2 separate regions of the Homo sapiens genome follow, and region 1 is linked to region 2. A link is a contact called in ENCODE Hi-C or POLR2A ChIA-PET data. All regions are on one chromosome and are shown on one strand. Each heading gives the region's core, a stretch centred on a gene start or an enhancer-like site at or near the end of the contact. The rest is flanking DNA. Distances are from core to core; before and after follow the strand shown. Region 1 has its middle 15 kb from the start of RLBP1. Region 2 holds the start of POLG-DT (POLG divergent transcript).

Region 1 (5,653 bases), core at 2,890-5,389, 130 kb after region 2:
TTCTGGGCATGGGTCTCCTGAGCATTGACAGATACTTTTTCCAAGATGCTACACTCATTTTCCCACATGGAAGCAGACGCTGGCTGGCTAGTGGCAGTAGGCGAGGCTTGTTGTTCCCACCAAGGCATCCCAGTCAATCAACCCAAGACTTGTCTGCTCTTGCCTGTAGGGTCACCCCCATTCTTTGTGGGTATCAAGCACCCTTAGTGCTGCACCTACCTTTTGGGCCAGGATATTCCAACCGTTTTCTGGACTTTGGATTCAATTCAGTCCTATCTGCTTTCACACCTTTGGGAATTTCTCTGATCCACTGAGAGTTCTCTTTCTTGCTTTTCAGTGAGGCTGTGTACATGTTCATGTATATGTCAATGTATACATATGTGTGTGTGTGGGTGTATATATATATATATTTATAAATAGATATATATATGCACTTATTTCTTACATACTTTCTTCTCTCACTCCTAGGGTTTGTAGTGTATGCTCATTACCCAAGAAACTTCCTTCTTTATAACATTCACAGTCAACAAGCCATGGTCATAAAATCCATGAAAACAAAAATGGTATTTACATAGGACTCCTAGGCTGGAGGAGGAATCACAGCAAATTATTATGGGCAGAAGGGTAGGAGATCAACCAGTGAGGATTTTGTCCCAAAAGTTGAGGCTTCATTTTTGCAAATGAAATCTCACATGGAACCTTGGTATTTAAACCTAAAAAGGGCAGGCATGTGGCTCATGCCTATAATCTCAGCACTTTGGGAGGCCGAGGCAGGAGGATTGCTTGAACGTGGGAGTTTGAGACCAACCTGGGCAACATGGTGAAACCCACCTCTACAAAAAATACACAAATTAGTTGGGCATGGTGGTGCACGCCTGTAGTCCCCACTACTCAGGAGGCTGAGGTGGGAGGATCACCTGAGCCCAGGAGGTCGAGGCTGCAGTTAGCCATGGTTGTGCCACTGCACCCCAGCCTGGACAACAGAGGGAGACCCTGTATCAACAAAACAAAACACAACACCAACCTAAAAAGAATGAAGCTGCTCTGGTAGAAGGGGCCTCACCCTGAGAGATCGCTTATGAACATCTGGAGCTAAGAAGGTATTTCAAGTACGAGAACTGTCAATGGTGCTTTGGGGTCATGTGAGAAAGGAATAGAGACTAGTGTTTGCCAAGGTGGAGGGCACTGGTGACCTGCGTGGAGGTGTTGATGGAAGGGGGTGGTGATGAGGCTGAGTTAAATAATTAAAAGGAATGGGTATTTTTGGCCAGGCGCAGTGACTCATGCCTGTAATCCCAGCACTTTGGGAGGCTGAGGTGGGCAGATCACTTGAGGTCAGGATTTGAGACCAGCTTGGCCAACATGGTGAAACCCCATCTCTACTAAAAATACAAAAATTAGCCAGGCATGGTGGCAGGGACCTGTAATCCCAGCTACTCGGGAGGCTGAGGCAGGAGAACTGCTTGCACCCGAGAGGCGGAGGTTGCAGTGAGCCGAGATCGCACCACTGCACTCCAGCCTGGGTGACAGAGAGAGACTCCGTCTCAAAAAAGAAAGAAAAAAAGAATGGGTATCTTTTACGTTTTCATGATATACTTCTAATTTTTCCTTAAGACCTGGGTCCTAAATCTGAGGGAAACACTGGTTGATCCCTATCCACTGACTCCCATCTTCCCCGGAGCCCCGAGCTGCCAGGTGCCCTCCTGGACACAGTCCAGGTCCACTCTGAATTTGTGGCAGCTCTAAATATATAAATGAAATCAGGCACATGCTGAGCAGAAGACTCTTGGGGCAGCCCTAGCTCCTACTCAAACCCGAATGGGATGCTGGGGTCGTCCCTAAGGTCAGCAGGGCTGGGGCCTTAGCCCAGGGACCCCGTCTGATAAGAAAACCAAGTGGCTTTCTGAGGAAGAAGCCATAGGGGTTGGGAATCCCGCGAGCCGGCTCTGAATGTGTGCTCGCGCCGCCCCCTGCTGGCCGTGCCCTGACACTGCCCCTCCAGGGACAAGCTGGGCAGGAGGGTTAGCTGGGTGGGCTGGGCCAGACCTTGCCTGAGAAGGTGGTGCCGCTTTTGGGAAAACGTGTCTGAAGACTACCAATGTTAAAATCTGACGTGCTCAGCTTCACAAAATCCCAGCTGCCTGTGTGTGTGATTCCTACAAATGGCCCCCACATTATTGGAGAGAGACAATAAAATACTCTTTTGAAGGCCACCAGCTATGGGAAGGGGGACAACAAAACGTGAATTTTATGACAACCATTTGGTGCCCATAACAACTTCCTTTCTGGGGATATCTGATTTTTTTTTTTGTTTGTTTGTTTGTTTGTTTTTTTTTTTTTTTTTTTTTTTGAGACGGAGTTTCGCTTTTGTTGCCCAGGCTGGAGTGCAATGGTGAGATCTCAGTTTACCGCAACCTGCACTTCCCGAGTTCAAGCGATACTCCTGCCTCAGCCTCCTGAGTAGCTGGGATTACAGGCATGCGCCACCACGCCCAGATAATTTTGTATTTTTAGTAGAGACAGGGTTTCTCCGCATTGGTCAGGCTGGTCTTGAACTCCTGACCTTAGGTTAGCCTCCCGCCTTGGCCTCCCGAAGTGCTGGGATTACAGGCATGCGCCACCGCACCCGACACTTTCTGGGGACATCTGGGATAAGGCAGGGATTCTGCCTCATCAAAGTAATTTGAGGGTTGGAAGGTTGCAGCAGTGCATTTCTGCCATGCTAATGTGGACGTTGGGAGAATGGAGACAGCAGAGTCTGGAGGCAATTCATCAAGCTGTGGGTGGAGGTCTCAGGAAGGAAGCGGGCACCAGCTTCAGAGAGCCTCTCAATGAGATTGGCCACTGCCTCGGGTTTACCCAGGGGAAAGTGGAGGAGGTTAGTGCTGCCTGGGGGCCTGGCAAAGCCTTACTAGAAGAGGTATACCTTTCTCTTAACTCAAGCTAGCAGGAAAAGAGGTGAAGTGGACTACTGCTGATCCCCCCCCCCCTTTTTTTTTTTTCTTTTTCTTCTCTTTTTTTGAGACAGAGTCTCACTCTGTCACCCAGGCTGGAGTGCAGTGGTGTGATCTCGGCTCACTGCAACCTCTGCCTCCCAGCTTCAAGCGATTCTCCTGCCTCAGCCTCCCGAGTAGCTCGGATTACAGGTGCATGCCACCACACTCGGCCAATTTTTGTATTTTTAGTAGAGACAGGGCTTCACTATGTTGGCCAGGCTGGTCTCGAACTCCTGACCTTAGGTGATCTTCCCACCTCGGCCTCCCAAAGTGCTGGAATTACAGGCATGAGCCACCATGCCTGGCCTCTGATCCCACTTTCGGTTAGGGGTTTGGCTCTGGAGTTGAGGAAGCTCAGAATTGTCAAATCTGGAAGCTTGTGGGATCTCCTGGAGCCTCACTACTCAAAGGGCGGTCCAAGGAGGGCTGGACCTTGGAGCTCCCCATGGGAGCCACATCTCAGACATGCTGCATCAGAATCTGCATTTTTAACAAGACCCCCAGAGGATTGCACATTAAACAACCAATCAGGCCAGGCACAGCAGCTCACACCTGTAATCCCAGCACTTTGGGAGGCTGAGGCGGGAGGATTGCTTAAGGCCAGGAGTTCAATACCAGCCTGGGCAACACAGCAAGACCCTGTTTCTACAAAAAAAAAAAAAAAAAAGGAAAAATCAGCCAAATGCAGTGTAGTTTTAGCTACTAAAGAGGCTGAGGCAGGAGGATCTCGAGTCTGGGAGTTCGAGGCTGCCTGAGCCATGATCACACTACTGCTCTCCTATTAATAATGGGCAACAGAGTGAGACCCTGTCAGAGAGGAGAGAGAGAGAGAGAGAGAGAGAGAGAGAGAGAGAGAGAGAGAGAGAGAGAAGGCAATCAATGCTTACAAAACCGTGGTTGTCTACCTCCCAGCAGGTGGCTCAAATGTGCACTGCTTTAAACCCTGTATGTTGACATATGGAGGTGAGGATATGGAGGAACCCCCACTCTAGTAAGTATTCATATCTGTGGGTTTAAAGGCAAACCTTGCATGTGAGCAGAGAACAGAGAAGAAGGCTGCAGGAGCCCTGTGGGAAGACTGCAGCTGACAGGCTAAATGTCCCAGAATAAGCAAGTTCCACTGTGGGGCTGTGCCCGGAAGTCGCCTTGCCAGTAGGCAGGACATGTATACACCTTGATTTCTCAAGGTGCCCACATATGAAGGAAAAGACAAGGATTAGAGTTTGATGGTGCACACAACGTGGCTCGTCAGCACTTCTGAGCCCAGGAATGTTTTTGGAAACTATAACCAGGACGGGCTCTGCTTTCCTCGCAGCCCATCAGTTAGACGCTTTGATGTGGAGCTGGACCATGTCAGACACTTTGCTTGTAGTTTCTACCTTGGAGATGATGTATGAGTGGGAACAAAACAGATCAAGCCAAACCACTGTCCAAAGTAACATCAGCACTCTGAAAAATATCATCTGAACCTCTCAATTATCCTGAGGTAGGCATTCTTAGTATAATTATTCCCATAGGTAAATTAAATAAATAAATAAATAAATAAATAAATAACAATCCGAGGTTAAATCCTGCTTAGGATCAAAGAGCTAGAAATGGCGAGGATGGGACCCTGACCCAGCAACTCTGGCTCCAAATCTCTCTGGCTCTGTTGTTACTCGTGCTTTGTCTCCAGTGTTTGTTTCACTTATTTCTGGGGATGGGAGAGGTGCAGGCAGAAGGGAGAAGAAACAATGAAATGAGAATTTCATATATTTCAGGTTAATTTCACCAACTATCATCAGATGAGGAGGAAATGACTTTAAGAGGAAACCAGTCTTCAGCAGAGATGCTGGGGTAAATGTGGTAGATAGCATGACTCAAAAGGAAGGTGTGGGTGACACAAAGCCACATGGAGAGAGGTATTTAATTTTATCCCCTTTGGGGAGGGGTTCACCAGTTCGAGGCCAAATTGCCCGTCATGTCTTTCAACCACTCTGATATATGGTAGCACTTTCATGTAACTCCCTCTAAAGACACCCAAGAGAGAAGTGAGGAGGGGAGGCTGTCATATGAAGGGCCATCCAGTAAGGTGTTTGATCCTCACCAAGGGAAAGTACTCCCTATAGGACTAGAGCAGAGAGGCCAGTTAATGAAAGGTAAAATAAAAAGTAGCATGACTGGGGCAGTGAGTGAGGTGTCACTGAACACAAATGCTGTATGGCTGCCTCAGGAGAGGGCAGCTATGTGTGCTACTGGTCCTGCCTGACCACATTGGCATGCAGCTGGCACTGACCTCCCCAATGCCCTGGACCTGAAATCTCTTCCATGTAGTCTTTTCATAGGTAGTATTCTTTGCAAGTTGGTTTTCTTGGGCCAAAATAGTCTGGCTATATTGTGGGGGATATGAATCGAGGGAAAGCTTGCTGACCAGAGAGGGAAGAATTTTGAAATTTGCCACTAGGCATTTTTAGGTTTTGTTAATGCACAACTTCTAAAGCTAACACTCCCCACCCTGCCTAACTTGACGAAGGTTTTGTGTGGCCAAGGAGGGAAGGGAGCTGTGTGTCTCTTGGGGGTGGTAGAACCCTCCTGGCTGAGCCAGTGCTTGGTCCTGGGAGACCCTTAGCTTGGGTTCAGACAGATTCAAAGAAGAAAACACCACCAGCACCCAACCA
Region 2 (5,431 bases), core at 1,064-3,563:
TTTTTGGTAGAGATGGGGTTTCGCCATGTTGGCCAGACTGGTCTTCAACTCCTGAGCTCAGGCAATCCATCCACCTCAGCCTCCCAAAGTGCTGGGATTACAGGCGTGAGCCACTGAACCTGGCCTAGAGTAGTGTTTCTGTTTTTAATTTTTTTCTGTGAAATATGTTTTATTAATTTTTATTTCAATAGGGGTACAGGCAGTTTTTGGTTATATGGAAGAATAGTGTTTTTAAGCACATAAAACATGAAGGATTACAAAGGACACCAAAGGTATTCAAATATTAGGACAAATAGGTAAACTTATTAACTAACAGGATCTAGTGGCAGTCTAGTAACCCCTGTTATTTTGAAGTACAGATAAGTGCAAACAAATTTTGAAAAATGTGCAGCACTTGTAATGCGTTATGAAAATATCTGTGGTTGCTGGAGGGGACAAAGTCACAGGCACTGTTAATACCACTGTGGCTGACAGCCTATGCTCATAATTGGAGGAAATGCCAAGTATCAGTAGGCGGTTAGAAGAAACAAGATGAAAATGTTTTCCCCATTCAGGGACTCCCTGATTTAAGCTGAGAGCCTCTCCTTCCAGTATTTTGTAAAAGTCAACAGTTATGTGAAAAAAAAAAAAAAAACAGATGAATTTCTGATTGATTGTATTTTTTTGGCAAAACAAAAAAATCACAAACATTAAAACATTGTGTATATTAAGTACATCTAGAAAAGTGTATGCAAAATATTTCATATTTAAATAGAAGGGACCAGGGCTCAATGCTGCTTGGCCCGGGGCTTCTCTCTACCTCTCCACGTGGCGGGAGCAGGTGAGGGTCGGCATCAGCCCGCAGGGCCGGCGGAGGATTGTTTCCCTGCACCCCACTCCTTAAAAACGCGAAAGTCAACTTCTGTAGTCCGTTCACGGTGTCCTGGGATCCACGCTGGACGGTGGCGGCCGACTTTCAGCTTGACCTGAATTTTATTCCTAATCAGCTGTGTGATCTCGGTTGGTCCCAAACGTCTCTGAGCCTCCCTTTCATCTGTGCAGCTGGGCCTCCAGACCCCAACCCCCAGGCGGTGCTTAATCACGTAGACCTTATTCTGCGTGCACTTTACCACAGTTCACCAACCACCGAGCGCTGAGAGCTGTTGAAGCACCTGGAGCAACACAAGACGGATGCGGAGACTGGAAACAGCTGGGGAAGGGGACAAGCTCCAGCCGCGCTGTGGGCCGGAGGCTAGCATCTGCGGGCAAATTCAGGTTCAACGGAAGGCAACATTTTTACCCCTCAGAATTGCTCTGGACGAGGAGGCAGCACCGGATGGGCGAGGGAGGGAGCCTCGCTTTGGCTGCGAGCCCCAACTCTTGCCAACCATCAATTGAGTATAAATTGAGATTTCTGTACAGGATGCCCCTCCCTCTCCACTTTCCTCCACCTGCGTCGGGGTGCGAGAGACCTGGTACATTTTAGAAATGTGCCTCCGCTGAGACACGTAGGCGGGCAATCTCGCAGGGACTTGCTGGGCGTGGTTACTTCCGCGGATCTTGGCGTTCCCACATCTTTGAAGTGCGGTGGGAATCGGCGGCGACTACGTTCACATTGTCCCAATACTTCGTTCCTGAGGGAGGAATAAACTAAAAGTTAATCATAACCTCCCTTCGACCGCGGCAGGACTCGAACCTGCAATCTTCTGATCCGAAGTCAGACGCCTTATCCATTAGGCCACGCGGCCCGTCGGTTGTTACCGTCTCTTGAGCAACTTATAAAAACGTCACCTCCGCCCACCAGCTAGCTCGGGACCAATCCACCTGCTCCTTGAGAAGGGGAGGTTGGCCTTTGGTTCGCGCGTTCCGCAGGGAGAGCCCACCCAGAAGTCCCCCTTCTCCCCCCGCGGGCGGACCGCTCCATTGGCGGCCCTCCTATTGGTCGCGCTGGGAGTCTCCCGCTTGCCTCTCGGGTAGCCGCGGGACCTAGCTGGGTGCAGACGGGAAGTTGCGGCTGCCAGCGAAGCGGACCGGCCGGGTGGAGGCCACACGCTACCCCGAGGCTGCGTAGGCCGCGCGAAGGGGGACGCCGTGCCGTGGGCCTGGGGTCGGGGGAGCAGCAGACCGGGAAGCACCGTGAGGACCGAGGTTTCCGGCGGGGTCGGCGGCGGGGAGGCCGGGTCGCTGAGCGACGGCGCGGCCCCTCCCTCTCCAGTCAGGGAGCGAGGCCCGGAGCAGGGCGGCGGCTAGTCCCAGGGCGCACCGCGGCGCCTCTGCCGGGCGCAGGCGGGCGGCGGGGCGCACGGGGGTGGCCGCCGACTCCTCCTGCAGGACGCTCTCGGCCGGGTGGGCCGTGGTCCGGGTGTGGGTGTGGGTCCCGGGGGACGGCGGCCCACCCTGCGGGTTCGAATCCGGGCGCTGGCACCTCTCGACGCTAGGCCCGCGCCGGTCGCGGTAATGGCAGCCACCATTTGCCGAGCGCTTGCCAAGAGCAGGGCCGCACGACATAGGCGCCCTGTGTCCCCCAGACAGCAGCCCGGTGTGACAGGCAGAATCCGTAATCCCATTTTACAGAATAGGATATCAGGGCCTAAGGAGCTTTGCCCAAGGTCACACAGCTCGAGAGAGCCAGAAGCGGGGTTCAAAACCGCGTCGCCCTACTCCAGATACTGCTCTCTTACTCGCTGCCCTCGGCTTCCCCACGTGGGTTCACTGACGAAGTTGCGTGGACCCCGGTTCCCCCAGGAGGGGTATTGACGTTTCCCAAGTTTTGAGGCTTAACGGAAAATGCAACTGAAGCGCCTGGCACAGTGTTGGGGACGCAGTAAATGCTCAAGGAATGATGATTATGGATACACCTATTACATATATGGTAAAATAACGCTTTATATCATCTGTCTCCTTTAGGATTTGGGGTGGAAGGCAGGCATGGTCAAACCCATTTCACTGACAGGAGAGCAGAGACAGGACGTGTCTCTCTCCACGTCTTCCAGCCAGTAAAAGAAGCCAAGCTGGAGCCCAAAGCCAGGTGTTCTGACTCCCAGCGTGGGGGTCCCTGCACCAACCATGAGCCGCCTGCTCTGGAGGAAGGTGGCCGGCGCCACCGTCGGGCCAGGGCCGGTTCCAGCTCCGGGGCGCTGGGTCTCCAGCTCCGTCCCCGCGTCCGACCCCAGCGACGGGCAGCGGCGGCGGCAGCAGCAGCAGCAGCAGCAGCAGCAGCAGCAACAGCAGCCTCAGCAGCCGCAAGTGCTATCCTCGGAGGGCGGGCAGCTGCGGCACAACCCATTGGACATCCAGATGCTCTCGAGAGGGCTGCACGAGCAAATCTTCGGGCAAGGAGGGGAGATGCCTGGCGAGGCCGCGGTGCGCCGCAGCGTCGAGCACCTGCAGAAGCACGGGCTCTGGGGGCAGCCAGCCGTGCCCTTGCCCGACGTGGAGCTGCGCCTGCCGCCCCTCTACGGGGACAACCTGGACCAGCACTTCCGCCTCCTGGCCCAGAAGCAGAGCCTGCCCTACCTGGAGGCGGCCAACTTGCTGTTGCAGGCCCAGCTGCCCCCGAAGCCCCCGGCTTGGGCCTGGGCGGAGGGCTGGACCCGGTACGGCCCCGAGGGGGAGGCCGTACCCGTGGCCATCCCCGAGGAGCGGGCCCTGGTGTTCGACGTGGAGGTCTGCTTGGCAGAGGGAACTTGCCCCACATTGGCGGTGGCCATATCCCCCTCGGCCTGGTAAGTAGGGGCAGGGTTGGGGACATAAGCAGGCATGGGGGCCCAGCTTAATAGTTTGTTTCAGTGAACATTTTCTGAGGTCCTGTTACGGGCTGGGTGCTCACGTAGGGAGCGCTGATGTGTTGAATTAGGACTAGACCCCTGTTTATGTGGGACTCACTTTCTGGTGGGAAGATCACAGGCAGTAAGCAAATACCCAAGTAAATGTCAGGCAGTAAAGGCCACGCAGAGAATCACAGTAGAGCGCTGTACATGAGACCTTCGGGAGGCCACTTAAGATCACGGTGATTTGGTGCCTTTACCCCCTCTCCTAATAGCGTCATGAGAAGTTAGTCTGAAAAGTCATTTGAACAGTGTTTCTATTTGGGGAGCTATTAATTATTTTGGGCGGTAGAAAGCTCCCTTTTGTGGGACTGTCCCAGGCAGTATAGGACATTTAGCATCCCCAGCCTTTCCCATAAACGCCAGACCAACACCCCCCCGCCCCCCTGCCCCCGCCGGCAACGTTTCCAGACGCCCCCTTGAGGTGGCATCTGGTTGACCACCCCTAGTTGAGAAACATTGCTTCCTTCCCCCAGCCTTCCAAGCAGGCATTTTGGTCCCAAACAAGTATATCCAATCTCTCTTTTCTTTTTAAATAACTTTCTAAGTGCTACCCAAGTTTCTTTTTCAAACAATGATGGCAGTACTGTTTCTCCCCTTTTTTTATTCTTCATTCCAGGATTAAAATACTATTTACAACCTTAATGCTTTCAGGCATGGCCAGCAAAAAAGTTGGCAGTTTCTTTATTCCTATTGGAAGCTACATCTTTGTAAAGAAAGCTGCGAAATGTTAAATATGCAGTTGAAAATGGTGAAAACATGGCTAAATAGATAAGGTAGGCATTAATGGCTGAAAAGAGCAAAACTAGATGATTCTGCATTGATTGAGTTCCAGTTACAATGAGAATCACACTACTTAGAATATGTAACTTGATGGTCAAAGTAAAGGGGAATATCGGCCATCATTTGAAAAGATAAAGTAGGCTTTGGTGGCTGAAAGAAAATTAGGAAACCAGTGACAAGAAAGATTTGTTTTTTGATCTGTCGGTCATTTTAGGCCAAATTACCTCAAGTCCCCTTTTCTTTTCTCTTTCTCCTTCTTTCTCTCTTTTTACCTCTCCTTTCCCTCCCTGTCCTTCCCTGCTCTGCCCTCATTCTCATTCCATTCTTGCCAGTGGTACTCGGGGCATTGCTTAGTTGACCTGATGGCAGAAGTCACTGTTAAGGCCTGGGCTCATGCTGGGACCTTCCTCCTGGGAGTCTGACTGGTGGGTGGGGGTGGGTGCCACATGGTGCCCTAATAGCGGTCCACTTTGAACCTGGGCATGCCCCTGCCCCTTAGCTGAGTAACATTAGGTACCTGACCAGCCCACAATTTACAATGGGAGGAGAAGCGGTAGTCAGCTATGAGCCTCCCACAGGGCAGCTTCTTCCCAAAGGGTGTTGGTAAGGGCTTCGGCCATCAGGCTAGAGGGACGTCTCTCTGGCCATCAGCATTTTTCTAAGATTCACAGTAAAACTAGTATTAATGGCATGGATCCCTACTCATCTTAAATTTGGCTTGTTTCTTTTTAATCACTAGTTTATAATATGGCTTCATGCACAGCTGCAGAGCTGCATCTTGACACCAGTGTGGCTTTTTACTGTAACCAAAGTTCCTGTTACCACCATGGCCTCAAAGATTT

Evidence for each region. Hi-C counts contacts between places; a loop is a spot of excess contacts on that map. ChIA-PET counts read pairs that join two places held with the same protein, here RNA polymerase II (POLR2A). Pooled maps may share reads with other maps.
Region 1: a loop to region 2 is called in a map of IMR-90, with 15 times the contacts of the local background. The contact joins the enhancer-like site here to the promoter of POLG-DT in region 2. A Hi-C loop is called at or near these places in 11 of 168 maps with a recorded cell type or tissue (CD4-positive, alpha-beta memory T cell, GM12878, IMR-90 and 7 more), 7 of 37 single-sample maps with no recorded cell type and 21 of 50 pooled maps. POLR2A ChIA-PET finds 5 or more read pairs at or near these places in 7 of 52 experiments (AG04450, Caco-2, H1 and 4 more).

The regions. Positions count from the first base shown.
Region 1 is chr15:89,203,342-89,208,994 of GRCh38, reverse strand. No RefSeq gene overlaps it. Among named protein-coding and RNA genes, the nearest start is that of RLBP1, 15 kb to the left of the region's middle. RefSeq lists an enhancer at 1,694-1,763. Within about 2 kb of position 4,139, at least 3 of the 41 ENCODE cell types and tissues checked have a DNase peak (open chromatin) inside an H3K27ac peak, as active enhancers do.
Region 2 is chr15:89,331,369-89,336,799 of GRCh38, reverse strand. POLG-DT (POLG divergent transcript) reads right to left here and starts at 2,313. Exons shown (of 2, transcript NR_186332.1): 1 at 1,946-2,313; 2 at 639-1,613. It overlaps POLG (DNA polymerase gamma, catalytic subunit), which reads left to right and starts at 1,976. Exons shown (of 23, transcript NM_002693.3): 1 at 1,976-2,127; 2 at 2,887-3,704. The coding sequence starts at 3,046. It overlaps POLGARF (POLG alternative reading frame), which reads left to right and starts at 2,991. Exons shown (of 2, transcript NM_001430120.1): 1 at 2,991-3,704. The coding sequence starts at 2,991. TRR-TCG1-1 (tRNA-Arg (anticodon TCG) 1-1) reads right to left here and starts at 1,727; the gene lies at 1,655-1,727. RefSeq lists enhancers at 768-817, 1,158-1,227, 1,238-1,337, 2,207-2,708 and a silencer at 1,918-2,517.